Regions from separate parts of the Homo sapiens genome. Here region 2 is linked to region 1. A link is a loop called in an ENCODE intact Hi-C map of the cell type or tissue named here. Cell type or tissue: heart right ventricle. All regions are shown on one strand. Links, peaks and the distances in the headings refer to the core of each region. The heading gives the core; the rest is flanking DNA. Region 1 overlaps NTF3 (neurotrophin 3). Region 2 overlaps ANO2 (anoctamin 2).

Region 1 (8,333 bases), core at 66-8,065:
GAGATTTTGGAGGAAACAGTAGCTAACAAGAGCCCAGGCCAGGGTGACCTTCAGTAGCCTGAGGCAGCAGGTAGCTGCCTGACTTAGAAGTGAAGGACCAGGTTCAGTGACTGGGCTCTGTCACTAATTAGCTGCTACTGTGTGACCCTGGACATTCTCTGTAGGACATGACTTTGCCATCTGTAAATGAAGGGCTTGAATTAGAAGATCTCCCAGTCCCATTCCAGCCCTGTCACTGTAGGATTCCACAGTAGCCACATCCTCCTACCTAATCAGTGCTAATTACCTCACTTGGAGTGCACCCTGGCACGCCCTTAACGAGCTCCTGTTTTTATCTTTGGGGAATGGCTGAGTCAAAGGCAGAAAAGCGTGCAAAAAATTTGCCAGAGTGTTTCCTTTTGGCCAAGAATGCTCTAAACATTGGCTTAGCCTACACAGGGTGTGCAGAGCTGAAAGGGGTGGGATTTGGCTTTCTGGTAGGTCTGATGCTAATCATTCAGCTTCCACGTGAATGTCTTTCAGTGGCAATGTCTCTGACTAAGGTAAGCATCCATCTTTAAGATGATGGATGATGATGATGATGACAGTTAATATTAGAGTACTTACTGGGTGCCAGGCATTTTTACAGCTATTACATGGCATTATCTCAGTACTCAAAATAATCTCATTTACAGATGGGGGTACTGAGGTTATGTGAGGTTAAGGGGTATGCTGATGTTCTTGGCTTTCCAGCCTGAAGTCTGTGGCATCCCAAGCCCATCACCTGCTAGTCAGATTCTGTTTTTTATGTCTGTGATGTCATCCAGATGGGAGCTGGGTCCATCTTCTTCTGCAAAGTTGGTCACCCCATAGGGTAACCTGCTCCCTGCCCCCGGAAGCCTCCTTGTCATGTGCAAGACAAATGTTTAGGTTTTCTAGCCACCTGCTGGCAAGCATGTGTCAGATCTGTCTCAGCCTCCATTGGCCCTCTCCCTTTACTTCTTGTTCTGTTGACAAGGGAACCTGCCCTTACAGAATACGGATATTGATTTAAGCCACAATTGCCTCCTTGTAAACTCTATAAAATTGGAGCTGGACATCTGGTTTTGATCCACACGCCCACGAGAGGTGGTAGGTCCCAGCATTCTTGAGTCCTGGAATTGCACAGAATCAAAGTGAAAAAGAATATGAATGGAGAGCATGAGGTATCTTTAGAATTTGGAAGATGGCTTTCTTTGATAGGCTAGGGAACTCACACCATTTAGACTGGGGCCAAAGTTAAGGTAGGTTTCTTGCTGGGAGGTTGGGGGGCAGGGGTCACTGCTAAAGACTGAGGTCCCCAGGCTGTGTTTGATGCAGAGCAGAGCAGCTGTAGAGCCCTCCAGCTGAGGATTTGCCACTGCACACCATTCTCTGGGCAGTACCAGAAATAGAGAAGCCAAACAGGTTCTTGGGGTGGATGTTGCCCTGTTTGAAGATTGTGACTAAAGGCTCATTCCTTCTTCCTCCACTGATTTCCTCACCATCACTACCACATATACATCATCAAGACAGTTAAGGACAGGTGACTTTGTTCTGTTGCTTAAACATATTTGCATGTACAAATAAATGTTGAACACTAACCTAATGCCTATTAGACCATAGGTACTCAAAAATTATGTATTTACTTTGCTTAAAATAACCTTTCATGTGTAGGGTGATAATTTTTTTCTTCATATGGAGTATATAGCCTTTTAAAAACTGATAGCCAGGTTCTTGCAATTTACTTCCCCCTTCCCTCTGTTTCTAGATCTAAGACCCCAGCATTTAAAAATATCCTTCTCTGGCTCTAAGTGATCCCTCAGGGAGTTTGTTTCAAGTTCTCAATCTGAGATTAGTTTCATCCCACATCTAGAGGACCTGCTTCTAATGGTTCATAAGGTACTTCCACTGGGTTCAAGAGGAAGACACAGCTCTAGAAATCACCTGCTTTCCCAACAGGTGTGTCCCATGGTGGGGAAGAAGCCCAGTCCTCCTAACACCCACCTGGCTACCTTAAATAGCTTGCCACAGTCTCCCTGCAGAGAGCCCAGACTAGCTGTGTGACTTTAAGCAAATCACTTTCCCTCCGTGGGCCTCTTTTCCTGGAAAAGGGAGGAGTTGGACTCACTAGAGGGTCACAAGGACCCTACCAGTGTGACAGATCACATCTTCCATGACTCCGCTGCTCCCTCGGCCCCACACTGTGGCCCATGCCTGGGATTTTCAGGTAACCCTGCTGGCCTAGAGGACTTACATAGAGTGATTTGGAGGGGGTGGAGGAGGAAATTAAGTTATGTGATGCCAGATAAGTCATTGAACATACGGATGAGTGCATGTTTATGAAGCACTGAAGAAACAAGCTTGCCAGATTCGTGGCGGATCTTGGATTGGAAGTTGGGAGTATGCGAGAGGTTTATGTGGGATTAAAGTTGTCTGTGGGTAGCTGAATTCAATAAGCTAAATCAGAGAGATCCCAAACTCTGCAGAGAGATCAGACCCCGCCTCTAACTCCAACAGAGGCTAATTACAATTTTGGGAAGTCCTCGAACCACACTAGGTCTCACTTCCTCATCTATTAAGAGCTACTGACTTTGATTATCTCTAAGGTCTTTCTTGACTTATCATTAATTAAATTGTGAGAATTGGGAGCTAGTAGAAAAATCTGGACAAATGCGTGGATGGAGAAGGGGATACCTCAAATGGCCTAAATATAGAGGGAAATGTTCTGTACAAGTGATACGTTTATTCTTGAATCGGAGATAGCATTGGAGGATATATTCTGTACAAATATTGTGCTTCAAATGCTTACCCCTCCATCATCATCAATGATATTAAAATCATTGCTTAACCTGGGATATTTGCTTAACCTGGGAAGCCTCCCTGCATTTCCCCAGAGAGCCTAAGGCTCCCTTCCCAGCCTCCTGATGCCACTTAGCAGCCTGTGTTTAATTTGCATTCCTAGAATGTGACTTCACAGAGAAAGGGATCTGTTGTTTTCATTTTTGTGTCCCCCACCTTGAATAGCGACAGCCACAGGAATGTGTTGAGTGAATGAATGCGTGACCAGCCATTGTGAGCTCAGAATGTGCAGCAGCGATTTGACAGTGCCAGGAACTTGGCTCAGAGAGGCAGTGCACCTTGCCAGGGCTTCAAAACAGTGTTACCTTTATCCCCCTTTTGGCCTGTCCCAAGGCTAAGGTCATGAATGCTCAGCGCTTGGTGGCCAGAAAAGGCTGTTCTTACTCCCTTTTAGAGACCTTTCTTCCCCACATCTTAGCCTGCTTAGTTCTCCTGCAAATTGGGGCTCTTGGTCACAGGGAATCGGGTGTCATTGCATACGCATTAGGATAACTCCTCGTTAGACACTCGGAAAGCAACTCAAAACACACGTGTACAGATTATTCATTAAGCAGTCTGTTGGTGGTCACGTGCTAAATGTTGGGGAAGATGCAGAGATGAATGTAGTGCTGCTGGCCTTGGGGTCTGGAAACTGGTGAAGGAGGCAGTCAGGTTACAATCATAGTGCTCCAGGGAGAACAAGGGAAGCAAGGAAGATGGAATACAGGGTTCCCACTTCAGGTGTTGTTTTTTAGTACAAACCATGATTGAGAATCCTCTTGGTTCAGGAGCAAGCTGGAGGGTCCAGGAATGGTCTCCGCTTCCACATGACAGTGGTTTTCTTGTCCCTGAATTCCCAGGGCTAGGGTGATGGATGCTCAGAGACCATTGTGATGGGAGCCCTTGGTCCTTGTGGGGAGAGTCGGGGGAACACGCATGTTGTACAGGTGTTGGGGCTTGGGGAGGTGTAGGTGTGCATGCTCACCAGGGTACTTCTCAGAAGTATCCCTGCTCGTGGCATGGTGGGGGTGAGTCCACCTCAGGCCCCTAAGCTGTGCTTCTACTTCCTTTCTAATTATACAGCATGTATTGTCTCTGTGACCACTTCTGACACAGGAACAGACTGCCATCTACTGTCCACTTCTGTCCTGAGTCCCTCCTGCTCAAGGAGGCATTTATTTTTTCTCATCCTGTTTTTAATAGATCCGGACACCAGGAGAAACAGACGTGGAGTCCTATTTAGTAATTTTTTTAGAATTTAGAAGGGAGCCTTCAAAAAACATAGCACATCTGTCAGATGGTTTCCGTATCTGTTTACAAAGTATTATTGTAAGGGGCCACTCTGCTGCCACTGAGTCTTGCTAGCCGCTGTGCGAGGTGCCGTGTGGGATACCAAGAGATACAAAGCAAGGCCTTACCTTCAACAGCCTTGCAGTCTACTTGCGAATACAGTGTAGATTTGCAGAGAAGCAGACTACAGGATGTGGCAGTAGATATTTGGTAAGAGGCATCTGGGTGGTAGGGACTACAGAGGTTTTGGGAGTTTGGAGGAAGGAGGAGCCCTTATAGGCTGGGGGATTTGGGAAAGACCAATATGGGTCTCCTTTTAGCAATCCCAGTGTTTAGGAAGAGGCTTCTAAGAGCTGCGCGATGTTGTGGGACAGGCTATGAACTGGAAACTCAGGAACCTGGAGGGCCTGAGGTCTAGTCCAGCTTCTGGCAGTCCTGCCCTGTGACCCAGGGCCTTGGGTTCCGCATCCTCAAAGCAAGGCTGTTGGTCTTCTTGTCATGTAAGGGCCCCCCCATCCCCGACCCTGCATCATGTACCACTCTTGGATGCAGTGGGAGGTGGTTTCCTGGTTTCCAGCTTGTCAAGAGCAATAGAGTCAATTGGATCCCATGCAGGAAGGATACCTGGATGCAGGGCCCTGTGCTGATGACCCCACATGCAGCAGGAGAGAGAGAATTTCCCCAGGGGAGTTTTGGGTGCTGTTAAAATACAAAGGGGGGAAATGTTCCATGCAACCTCTGCATGCCACTCCTCTCCAGAGCTTTCCTGGACTTTCCTTCCAAAAATATATGTGCATGGTGCTTTGCGTCCAAGATAGCTACCCCAAAAGAAATTGTATTAGTATTCTAGCATTGTTCATAGCTCAAATCTAAGATTCCTTCACATTAGAATTCATTCCATGATTGTTTTTATGGAGGTTTTCTTTGAGTATTTGAGACTTTTGGTAGCTGTGGATTAAAATGAGGAAAAGATTGTTTTCTATAGCTCTTTTACTCCTTGTCTCTTTTTCTCTGTCTTTCTTAGCATTTAAACCACCACCAAGGAAACCTCCAGGGTGTTTATTGCATATTCTTGCCTTTTGATGTGTGTGTGTGCATGAGAGAGAGAGAAAAAAAAAGAAAGGGAGAGAGGAGAGGCGAGAGAGAGTACAAGAGAGAAAGATATTTTAGACTGTGGTCTATTAGCATGTCTAGGAAATCAAGTTGAATTTGGATTGGGTTACAGGTTGAGAGACCTCAGCTCGTCACTGTAATCCTCTGACATTTCCCTTTTACTTTTTGGCTCTTGTCTGAATCAAGAATACATCTTCCCGTTCCCTCTTCCATGTTTACATCTTCTTTTGGGGCAGCTGTATAAAGTTACTGTCTGTCTACAGCAAGTCTCCTTAATTCTTTTGGGGACTGCTCGACAGAGGCACAGTCAAGGATAGAACCATTAGAGACGGTCAGCTTTTGGACAAAGACAAAAAAATATGTTGAGGAATAGGAGAAATGTTCCAATTGTCGATTATGTGTTTTCCTGTGGTATGCTGATGTCTGTGACTGTTGTCCACAGAAAGAGAGCGTGAGCAGGGGCTGGGGCAGAGATAAAAGGGAGATTCTCCCCAAACCAACAAATGTGGAGAGAGAGCAGGAGTCCCCAGCAACAGATATGGAGCCAAACAACCCTGGGAAGTAACTAGGAAACTTCCTGGTGACCTGAGATGTGTTTTGTAATCACTGGTGAAAGTAGGAGGAGATGGGGTAGAGGAGAGTTACAGGTAGAGAAGTTCCGTGGGAGGAGACCCCAAGGTGAGAGAAAGCAGGGACTTAAAGAACTGAAAGAAGCCCAGGGAGGGGATGAACAGAGAACATCCCATATATCCCATATCCAGTATGGTGGAGAGGTGGGCGGGAGCCAACTGGGAGCTTACTTTTTTTTTCCCAGGGGCATGGGAACTATGGAAAACTCTGAGGGCACAATTAAGCTTTTGTTTTTAAAAAGATCCCTCCGGCTGCAGTGTGGCTCTGAATAAAGAGTTGTTCAATGAAGAAAGGAATGGCTGATGGTTGGATTGATGGAAGAATTAATGAATGAGCAAACGAATGCATGAGATGCAGAGGGAACGCAGCAAGCCTGATTTGATCTCTGGTTACTTTGACCAGTACTGGCTCCAGGGGCGATTATCTCAGCCTGGGAGGCCAGGGAGTAATGCATTGATTAGAATGTCTCTGGACACATGGATTAAAATATCTGATATTTTAGGGTGGTTGATAGTGGGGAGGACTTCTGAAACTTTTTCCCTCTTCTATGCATTTCCATCCTAATTTGATTTCATTCAGGATCAAAAAAGAAGATGGCTTTTGAAATTACATCCCAGAAAATCTGAAACTGTGGCATTGACTTGCTCCAGAGAGGGCTGCTTGCATGGAAGACCTTTTCATAGGCTCATCGTGGAATAGGGACAGATGATAAAGTTTCTTGGGCATATGAAGGGGTCCCAGATTTCTGGACGTCAGATCCACCCATAGATGATTCCTTGGATTAAATGATGTGTGTGTGTATGTGTGTGTGTGTGTGTGTGTGTGTGTGTGTGTGTGTTTAAAGTTTTAAAGTCTCCTGAAAATTACCAAGTGCTACTGAACATTTTTTTTGTCAGTAGTGGATATCTGGATAATTTCTTTCAAGGCCACATTGCTTAGCATGTATAAGGAAAGTGTGTGCGGCAGAGACCCAGATGGACAGCCGGCATGCCATCCAGTTGCTTGGGGAGTGTGAATACTCCTTGGCAAAGCCAAAGGGAGCCAAAGAGGACCTCTAGTGTCTTTGCTCTCCCATGTCCTGACTATTCCAATCTCACTTTGCATTTTGAGATCTTTTAACTTTTGCTAACAGTGATTGCTCAGGATGTCATTCAGGCCAATTAAATTTGAATGTCTAGGGTTGGGACAGAAGCTCACGAGGTGAATGCAATGTGCAGCCACGTTGAGAACCACTAGCTGACACTGCTAATCTACTCTGCTCTCCTCCCTGCCTTTTGGCGGCTTTGCCATGATATCTGTCCCATCCTCACCTCAGTTTGCTGAGAACTCCTCACTTAGTTAAGGAAGTTCTTCTAAGGATGTTCAACTAATATGGGCTAAGGCCTCCTATCCCCTAAAAATCCAGCATTTGCCTGAGAAATTGGACGCTAGGAGGATAAGACAGGTTCTTAGCAGATTCTGAAGCACTCACCGTCTCTCATCTGCTGAAGGGTGTATTGAGGATGAATGATGGGGAACAGCAGGGAGAAAGACCAGCATCCATAGGGCAGTAACAGGGTGCAGACACCTATTTATATGTGTCATCGTAGTTCCCCTGACAGCTCCCAGAACCAGATATTATACCAGGCAGATATACCAGGCTTACAGGCACCTATTTATATGTGTCATCTCCTTAGTTCCCCCAACAACTCACAGAGGCAGATATTATACCAGGCTTGAGGGCACAACAACTCACAGAGGCAGATATTATACCAGACTTGAGGGCACAGTTTGCATAATGCATTCATAATGCAAAGTGGTTTGTGATCTTGGAATGATCAGACTTCCTACACTGGTTCTCCCCAGTAATTTGCATATCAGCCAGATACCCTCCTCTAGGGTTAGCTATGATCAGGGCTGCTGATTTCTGGCACTGATGGCTCAATGGGAAGGAAAGCGCCTATCCCCTCTGTTCTGTGGGATTCAGCAATCTTGGGCTGGTCCTTCCAGGAGGCCCAACCTGAGGACATGCTTTAACCAACAGGCCTTTATATTGAGAAAATAGTAGTTCTCTTCCTTGCCATTTCCCTGTTAGGAAGCCATGGCTTGCAGGACAGCCAGGGAGTAGAGGTTCAGAGAAGGAGGCTAAAAAAATCAAGACCTGAAAAAGTTAAGTTTCCAACCATATATTCCCAAATTGTAGAGTGGACCATATGGAATCATTGCAATCCCTGGGTTTCTCATTTACAACTTTTGCAAAAGATATTACTATGTATGCTGTCAGGCATGCTGGAGCCGGATGTCTAGCACCCATTGCTAAGTGCATGCTTCGGTAAGAGCTTTGGACTTGGGATTCTCCAGACTGCTGAGTGACCTACGTGTAGTTTAGCAACATAATGCTTGGAATGAGCCACGCCGACCTGATGCGAGAACCGGATGGTAGCCGAAGAGAGCAGGCCAGGTAGTGAGACAACTATGATCTG
Region 2 (8,333 bases), core at 133-8,132, 120 kb after region 1:
CATAGTAGAAGCTCAATAAATAGGAAAGGAAAGGAGAGGAGAGGAGAGGAGAGGAGAGGAGACGAGAGGAGAGGAGACGAGAGGAGAGGAGACGAGAGGAGAGGAGATGAGAGGAGAGGAGAGGAGAGGAGAGGAAAAGAAAGGAAAGGAGAGAGAGACAAGGCACCAAAGACAACAGATGCATCTTTATAAAGAATGTGTCCATTTATTTTATTATTTTAAATCTGAACTTTCATAAAATGATGGTTATCTGCATTTAGCTCCAAACGTTTTTGTGACGTGAAGTGGAGACAAGCCCAGGTTTGGACCTTTGCACCTTACTATCAGGTCCAGCGGCTGCACCATTCAGCCTTGTAACTTAATTTGCATCTGCTGAGACTGTGGCAGCCCCACTGCAAGTGACTCAGTTTTCTTGTAGTGATAGTAAGTAGGGGATGCTGTGCTCCTGACTGCATTTCTCTTACAGCTGGTCAAAGTCAGAAATGATGGTGAAGTACAAGAGGGTGCCCCAGGGTACATGGGAATGCTCGCGGTGCCTGAGACTCTGGGGTGGAGAGACCCCAGTGGGGTTCCAATCCCTCAAAAGGATGCAGCTTAAAAGGGGACCTAAAAGAAACTTAAGCTTGAAGTTTCTGAGATGTAGCATCATTTCTCTTCCTTCCTACACTCATTCTGTCAGGCTCTTTCTTTTTACACACTGCCCCCTCTTCAAGACCCCATCAAGCCAGGCCCCTGCAGACAGACAGCACGCCATGTGGGTGTAGGAACATGCTTACGTGCATGTGCGTGTCTCTGCTGCCGTGCCCTCCTCTGCTGCAGGCTGAACTGCTCACACATTGGTGTGCTGAGAGCCTGACGACATCATGCTGCCCAGCTGGCTTTGGCCTGAAGGTGCTGAGCTGGCTGCCCGGCTCCTGCTTCGATCCCCACCTCCTGGGCTCCTCAGAGCCGGCTCATCCATCAGCTTGAGCTTCTCATGCTCCTCTTTCAGGAAGAAATCCACTAATAAGCTCTTCTCTTTCTTGATCTGGTCGCTGATGTCCGTGGGGATGTCTGGAATCATCCAGTCCACGAGGACGCTCAGGAACATCACGAGGTTCTGCAAAAAGCCAAGGAGAGAGGGGCTGAGTTGGAGAGGCCCGGCCTGGGGAGGTGGCGGCCCTGGAGCAGAATGCCTCTGTGTCAATCCTGGCTTTGCAACTTACCAGCCCAGTGATCGCAACCAGTGAGCATAACTCTACCTTGGTGTCCTCACCCATAAAATGGAGCGGAAACACTGCCTACCCTGGAGTGGTTGTCAGGATGAAACGGGTTCATACATGTGGAGCATCTGCCGCAGTGCCTGGCACAGAGCAGGACTCCATCAGTAGTAGTTACTGCTTCTCCCCTTCCCCAGGACTTGTGCCCCCACACCATCTTCAGAGTGTTCCCATGTGTCCAGTTCTTGCTTCTTGGCCTCTAAGCCTCCAGGCCCTCCCTGCTTTAGAAAATGGAAAGTGGCTTTCTAGCAAGTGGTCACAAAGCCCAGTGGCTTCTCCTGGGCTGTCACGGTGCCACTTGTTCCTCTCCTCCCTCCATCTGGCTCTCTCTATCCTCTACACTAGAGACGGACTTGAGGTTTTTGCCTTGACTTCGGGCCTTCACTGACCCAACCCACTGCTGACATTCACCTTATACCGGTCTCAGTCACTGCAGCCACCTCGGCTAACCCTGCCTGTCTGGGAACCCCTGCATCCAGCTTGCCCCGATTGGGTCTAGGCTTTGGCACACACTTGCAGTGGACTTCCTCCTGGCTGCTAAGCCACATCCCTTTGCTGGTGCACACAGTAGGCTAGGACTACCTTTTCCCCAGAGCACTTACTGTCTCAATGAATGAATATAGGACAACAATGCCTGGCATGGCTCAATGAATGCATCTGATTCCCATCCATTTCCCCAGGCCACACTTCACCCAGCTTTACCCAACACACTCCTCCCATTGTGATACACTTCCCTGGCTGCCAGTTGCACGCTCACATGCCTTTTCCCCTCTGAGACTGGGACTGAGCCCTTGAACCCTACATGTTCCTAGGGGTTCAGGGGAAGACACTGGGGACCAACTGCTGCTTCCAGAGGCTCCTGGGCATCTTGGGTGCTTGGGAGCTGCTTCACCAAGTCACACACTCTTCCTCTGAATCCACTCCTTCCTGTGTGAGTGAAATGTGACATGTGACATACGGGAAAGTGAGGAGACTCCTGGGGGTGGGGCAGCAGGGGATGTCTGAGCGATCATTCAAACATATCGCCTCCATCTCTCCAGAGGAAGAATGGCTGTCTTCTTTAGGTGAAAGACTAGCCGATGGGCTTCTCCACTTTCTGGGCTGGGGTCTGGGGGCAGGATACTTTAGAGCCCCCCAGAGATCTGCCTTCAGGGAATACAAAAGCCTGAGGGAGCCAAAGAGAAAAGGATCTGGGCTCGTTCTCCAGCCCTGCTTGAAGACCGGGGGCACCCAGAGTGGGAATTGGGGGCCCTCGAGCTCAGAGAATCTCAGCGATGCAATTGGAGCTGTGGCTATTGTCCCAGATAGGAATCACTGGGCTCGAGTTTGCTATTCATTCAGGGATGGCTCGATGGCTCTGGGGGCCCTTCTCACCAGATGTCTCAGTGGCTAAAACAACACTAACAAAGGAGGGAGCCCAGAGTGCAAGAAGAAAGGTTCCAAACCTGAGCTCTTTCATGGCTGCAGAGATGAGATGGGGCTGTTTGTCTGCCCCAGGCTGGGACTCTGGTTTCAATGGCCCTTTTCCTTTCTTTGCCTTAGGTTTAAACAGGAATCTATCTCCACCCTGCAACTTATTCCACATCTGTCTTGTAACCTTACACTGTGTTTTATCCTCTGTCTGCAAAGTCCACCCATTAAAGAAAGCCCTCTCAAGAGTCCTCCTGCTTCAACCCGGAAAGGAGCCCTCACTTCTGCCTGCCACACATGAAGCTTTCTTATGTCACAGAGTACCACCGGAACCTGGAGGTAGGTGCAAGCAATGAGTGCAGTGTCCTTACTCCTGCAGCCCGGATTCGAATGGGCTATTCCCTATCCCAGCAACTCACCTGGAAGATTATGACAAAAGCCAGACGGGCGGACAGAATAAACCAGTACTGTTTCGAAAACTCATAAGGGTTCGGGGCCCATGGCGGCTCTCGGTAATCCTTAAACCTGCCCAAAGAGAAATGTGGTGTTAAGATCAGGAGCGCATGGAGAAAAGGGTGGTCATTCTCTGGGTGAAACCTCGAGGGCTGGCTGGAGCATCAGGCACGCATGCCCTTGGCATTGACTTGAGAAGCAGGGGGAAGTGGGGGGAATCTATGGCCTAACCAACAAATTTCCAAAAAGGACTAAAGTCCAAGAAAGCCAATGTCAGCCTAGAAATGTCCTAAAAAGACATTTCTACTACCCTCTCCAATAGCTCCCAAAGCTTACTTTGGTGTCAGGCATCAACTCCCAAAGGAGCCCAGGGCATCTGAGGGTAGTCCAGGCCAGTGGGTCCACCTGGGCCTCCCACTAGCCTGTGGCCTCTGTGTGGGTAGGGGAGACCCAGACACCCTGAATGGTGCTCTGCAGCCGGGGGGGTTGGGGAAGATGCAGACACCAGCAGGCAGTCTTGGGCTTCTTCCCCTTCCAGATGCTTCAGGACTACGGCCACTAGAGGGGCTGGCCTTGCTTCATGGCTGCATTCTTGAACCAAAAAGAAGGCTGATCCAGACCAAGCTGGAGGCTGAGTGAATTTGGGATGGGAGGGTCATTAAGCATCACAGTTGATCAGTATTCTGTTTTGCTAATCATCTTCCTGATCTGTCTGCATGGTTTAAACTACAAAATGTTAATGCCTGACGTGATTTCATGCCTCTTTCTCAGACCCATAGAGAAGCCTTGGGTTTTCCCTCACCCTTGCCTTTTCACCCCCATCCCAGAATGATTCATGTGAATACTAGCTCATTTTCTCAGACTCACATTTTTCTAAGCCTGGAAAAATGACAAGGGGCTGGTACCAGAACTATGACCCTTCCTGGAACAGTTTTCTCCATGGAATTCAACAAATCTTTGCTCATCCTGGGCCAGAGAAAGAGGTGGGTGGTGTCAGGCCACCAAGCAATGATAGTGGCTGCCAAGGAAGGCAGGTAGGGACTCTGCCCGGGTCAATCCCTGAGCAAAGGGTTTTTCTGGAAGGTTTCACATTTCATCTTCACGACAACATCCTCAGGCAGGCATTGTTACCCCAGCATAACACAGGAGGAAACTGAGGCTTGGAGAAGTTGAAGTGTGTGGCCAGAGTCTCGTGACCAGTAAAGGTGGAGTCAGGGTAGGAATGCGAGTCTGGCTGAATCTAGGCTTTCTTCCCATTATCACAGGGCATCTTACCAGTGACCGCAGTTTAGGGGACATTCACAAGTAGGTGCTCTTTGGTCCCTTCTCCTGCCATAAATGAATTAGCTGCTCTAAAAGGTCCATGCAAAAGCTAGTTTGTTTTCCATTGTCCAAAGAGAGATGAGAGAAGAAGAGAAGAGAAAAAGAGGAAGAGAAAAAGAGACGCACACACAAAGATAAAAAAGAGCGCAGTGATAGAATCAGCAACAGAAAGACACAACTGAGAGGTGGACACTGGGGACTCGACTAGGGCTTGGCAGGAGGCCAGGAGCTACCCTCTCCCTGCCCGACTCCCCCTCTCCCAACAGCTGATCACAGCTGCCGCAAGCTTGGTTTGACATCCGGATGAAAAGCAAAGCTAACTGCAGCCCAGCAGAGCACCACGGGATTCATCATAACCGTCCTCAGCTGAGGACAGAAACATGGCCAGCTCCAGATTATCCTTGCTGATGGCAGAGAGGGAGAGCGTGGCTAAATGAATAAGAACATCTTGGGGTGGGAAAAACCTCAGACTCACCTATCCTCCCGTCGCCCCCAGACAGGACGCCATGGCAACAGCAATTTATCTCACTCTTCTAGAGACCTCCAGAGAAGGGTGCCACACACACATACACACACTCACATGTGTGCACACACGCACACTCCTTACCATGGGGAAATCCTTCCCTGGGTTCAGCCCAATCCCTACTGCTACAATGAAAGTCCATTTCTCTTGTTCTCTAGCTGCATCTCTGCAGGAACAGCTGCTCACTGACCTCAGTATGCGAGCCACTGCTCACCCCTCTTTTTTCCAGTCTGAAAAGAATCCATAAATAATCTAATTCTGGTTCCACCTCTGCTATTAACTCACCCCAGCTTTTGGAAATGTCACTTTGTCCTCCCTCAGTGTCTAAAACATGTTTTAAGTTTAACAAGCATATCCATCTAATTGAGGATCTGCAGAAAGACTAACACAGAGATCTGTTCAGAAAACTCTACTTGAAAATAGCTCGATGCAGATAGGCTAAGTGTAGCTCCGTTAGGAACTGATGGTAAGCCATGCCACAGAAAAGAACAGTGAGCAATTTAATATTCATCTGTTCACATTTCTTTCCAAAGCTAACTTTATAAAAACTATGACCTACAGTGAGAAATACATTTTACATTCATGCACATACACAGACTGCAATAAAAATTACACAAAACATACTTTGTTGTGTGCAATGCACTAGAATGCACTAGTATTTTCCTATTCTACTCTATCTGATCCTAACCCACCCTATGCTTTTTTTTTTTTTTTTTTTTTGAGATGGAGTCTCGCTCTGTCGCCCAGGCTGGAGTGCAGGAACGTGATCTCGGCTCACTGCAACCTCCGCCTCCCAGGTTCACGCCATTCTCCTGCCTCAGCCTCAGTCCCTCAGCTGGGACTACAGGCGCCCGCCACCACACCCGGCTAATTTTTTGTATTTTTAGTAGAGACGTGGTTTCACTGTGTTAGCCAAGATGGTCTCGATCTCCTGACCTCCTGATCCGCCCGTGCTGGCCAACCCACCCTATTCTTCAAAATGCCGATCATGACCCACTAAAGTGATTTCATAATTCACTAATGAACCATGACTCATAGTTTGAAAAACCTTGATTCTCCTAAGCCCCTACCACCAGGTAAATGACTCGTTGTTTACATTCCAACAGTAAGTTCAGATTTCACAATTGTTTTTAAATTTTACCCTAAGAAGTCGGGCTTATCAAATGTTTCACTGAGTAACTTAGAAGACACTAATTAAACAAAGAGACAATTAGCTTTAAGAATAGAAGTGTTCACCAAAGAGAGTGGCTAATCAACCGAATAATTTCCACCACCGTGATGCTGCGTGTTTTGTTTCTAAACCCAGTGCTTAGCACTGGCGACAGTTCGTGCTTTGGAGGTAGCAGGTGAGGGGTTGAAAGCCCTGTCCAGCACTGTCGTTCTCTGTCCTCTTGCAAGTTACCTAACCTTCTGATGCCCAGCTTTCTCATCTATAAAGTGGGCCTGAACTTTCCATCACAGAGTTGTTCTGAAGACGGAGGGTCAACGCCGAGTGCTCCGCACACTATCTGGCCCATCAGAGGAACCCAATAAATAGCAACTATTCTTTCTCTTTTTACTGGAGGTTACTTATGGAATACACCTTTTCTGTTAAAAGAGGACAGAGCATGTAGATCACGGCTTCCAGTTCCTCCTAGCTTTCCAGAAGGATTTTTGAACATGTAAGCACTAAATGCTGCAAGTTTTAGTGCAAATCAGGAGTCAGCCAAGGGCACAGCCATACAGGGCTTCTCTCAGGACCTCTGTCCAGGTAAATAGCATGAAATGGGCAAGTGCTGGCTGGTGGGTGGAGGCTGCCAGACAGCTCCACAACAGACCCGTTCCCATGGCTTGGGGAGCTCGGGCCTCCCAAAGTCCCACTGAGTTCCCCAGCACTGGGTGAGCCCCCACAACTGGTCAGACTCCTGCAGCTGCCAGCCGTGCCCCCAAAGAGAAGCAGAGTTTTATCCCCAGCATATTATTTTAGGGATGTTCCTGGATCTCACCCTCACCCCTCCAGTCCTCCTTCATTTTCCTTGAGGCTTAAATAACATAAATTTTGAGAGTTCCCCTGAGTTTTCTAATAAGGAGAGACTTCCAATAATGAGACAACTAGCCTGTCTAAAAAGCTAGTCTGCACCTGGAGCAGCTACGCCACTTACTACCTGTAAGAGACCGAGGAAGTCATTCCCCATTTCCGAACCTAGGTCCCTGATCTACAGAGTGGAACTCCCAAAATGTGTATCCCAGCGCTGAGCATAGAGGAGCTGTCTCAATCCCAGCCAGGAGTGAATAATAGATGTGTGTGCGTGTGTGTCTGCTTGTGTGTATACCTTGCATTTTAAAGAAAGACACTGTGAGAATTAAATAAGACAATCTAGGTGAATATGATTTCCGGAGCTTTTGCAGAAAATGAACACAACAGTTTCTTCTGGGATAGAACAGCTGGGGTGGGGGCTGAGAAGTGACACTTTTCTTCTTATATACATACACAATATGTGTCTATGAAATTAATTACTTTTACAATTAAAAAGTTCAAAATGGTAAAAGATGAATGTAATTAATGGCAATACACAGTTGATTCAAGTACATTTTTATAGTAAGCTTTCCTGAGCAAAATTATGTTAATTTGAACAGACTCATATAATAAATGAAAGTGATACAGAAATCAACATTATGTTTTAGCTTTAAAATTATGTTAATATTTTATCTAGATTGTTCTAACTTTGTGAAAACTCACATTGATTGAATTGAGTTTGTACATGACTTAAATAAGATTTCCATTAACTCAAAATATATTTCATTATAAAACAAACCCATGAAACAATACCTTAAAAGTCCTACAAGTTAATACTATGTTAATGCATAGAAAAATGCCTAGAGAACATTCACCCGTAAGTATCACCCTATTACTGTTGGAAGGATGCCTGGGGTTGGGCAGGGGTTAGGGTGGAGGCAAAACAGAGGTGGAGTGGTTACCTGTAATGTTTAGAATTTTTGTAGAACTAGATTAATAAATGACATGTCATTAAACCTGAAGTTTAAAAAAAAAAAGAAAAGAATCTTTGAAGATTTTTTATTCCAAAGTCTCCATTTTTACAGATGAAAAAACTGAGGTACAGAGAGGAGAGAGACTCAGGGCTCAGATGTCCTCATCCTGTCCTCACTTGCAGGGTGACTAGTGACAGTGACATCTGCCACAATTCATCACAACACAAAATCACTGTGGGCAGGGACAGTGCTGAAGTCAACGATCAGTAACAGCTTTTTAATGAGCTTTTGTTATGTAATGAATCAGCTAGTAAATGCATTTCTCAACTCCAAATAGTGGCATGTAAAAAACATTTTAGTAGCCCCAGTGGAAATTAATGTCATGTTAATGCTGA

Evidence for each region. A loop is a pair of places that touch in the nucleus more often than their neighbours do. Peaks named below come from ENCODE experiments on the same cell type or tissue, not always from the same donor. Only the 100,000 strongest peaks of a DNase experiment are listed, where the experiment ranks them.
Region 2: it touches region 1 in a loop (2.0-fold over the local background); 2 of 110 quality-filtered maps call a loop at or near these places.

The regions. Positions count from the first base shown.
Region 1 is chr12:5,438,629-5,446,961 of GRCh38, forward strand. The region is part of intron 1 of NTF3 (neurotrophin 3); the gene reads left to right. Among named protein-coding and RNA genes, the nearest start is that of NTF3, 11 kb to the left of the region's middle. In heart right ventricle, for the core only: a CTCF peak has its summit at 3,983 (motif pointing left); no DNase peak of the experiment used is centred there; H3K27me3 peaks cover 395 bases.
Region 2 is chr12:5,562,470-5,570,802 of GRCh38, forward strand. ANO2 (anoctamin 2) reads right to left here. Exons shown (of 25, transcript NM_001364791.2): 24 at 3,089-3,194; 25 at 186-1,099. The coding sequence ends at 830. Among named protein-coding and RNA genes, the nearest start is that of NTF3, 130 kb to the left of the region's middle. In heart right ventricle, for the core only: no CTCF peak of the experiment used is centred there; a DNase peak (open chromatin) is centred at 4,712; H3K27me3 peaks cover 1,038 bases.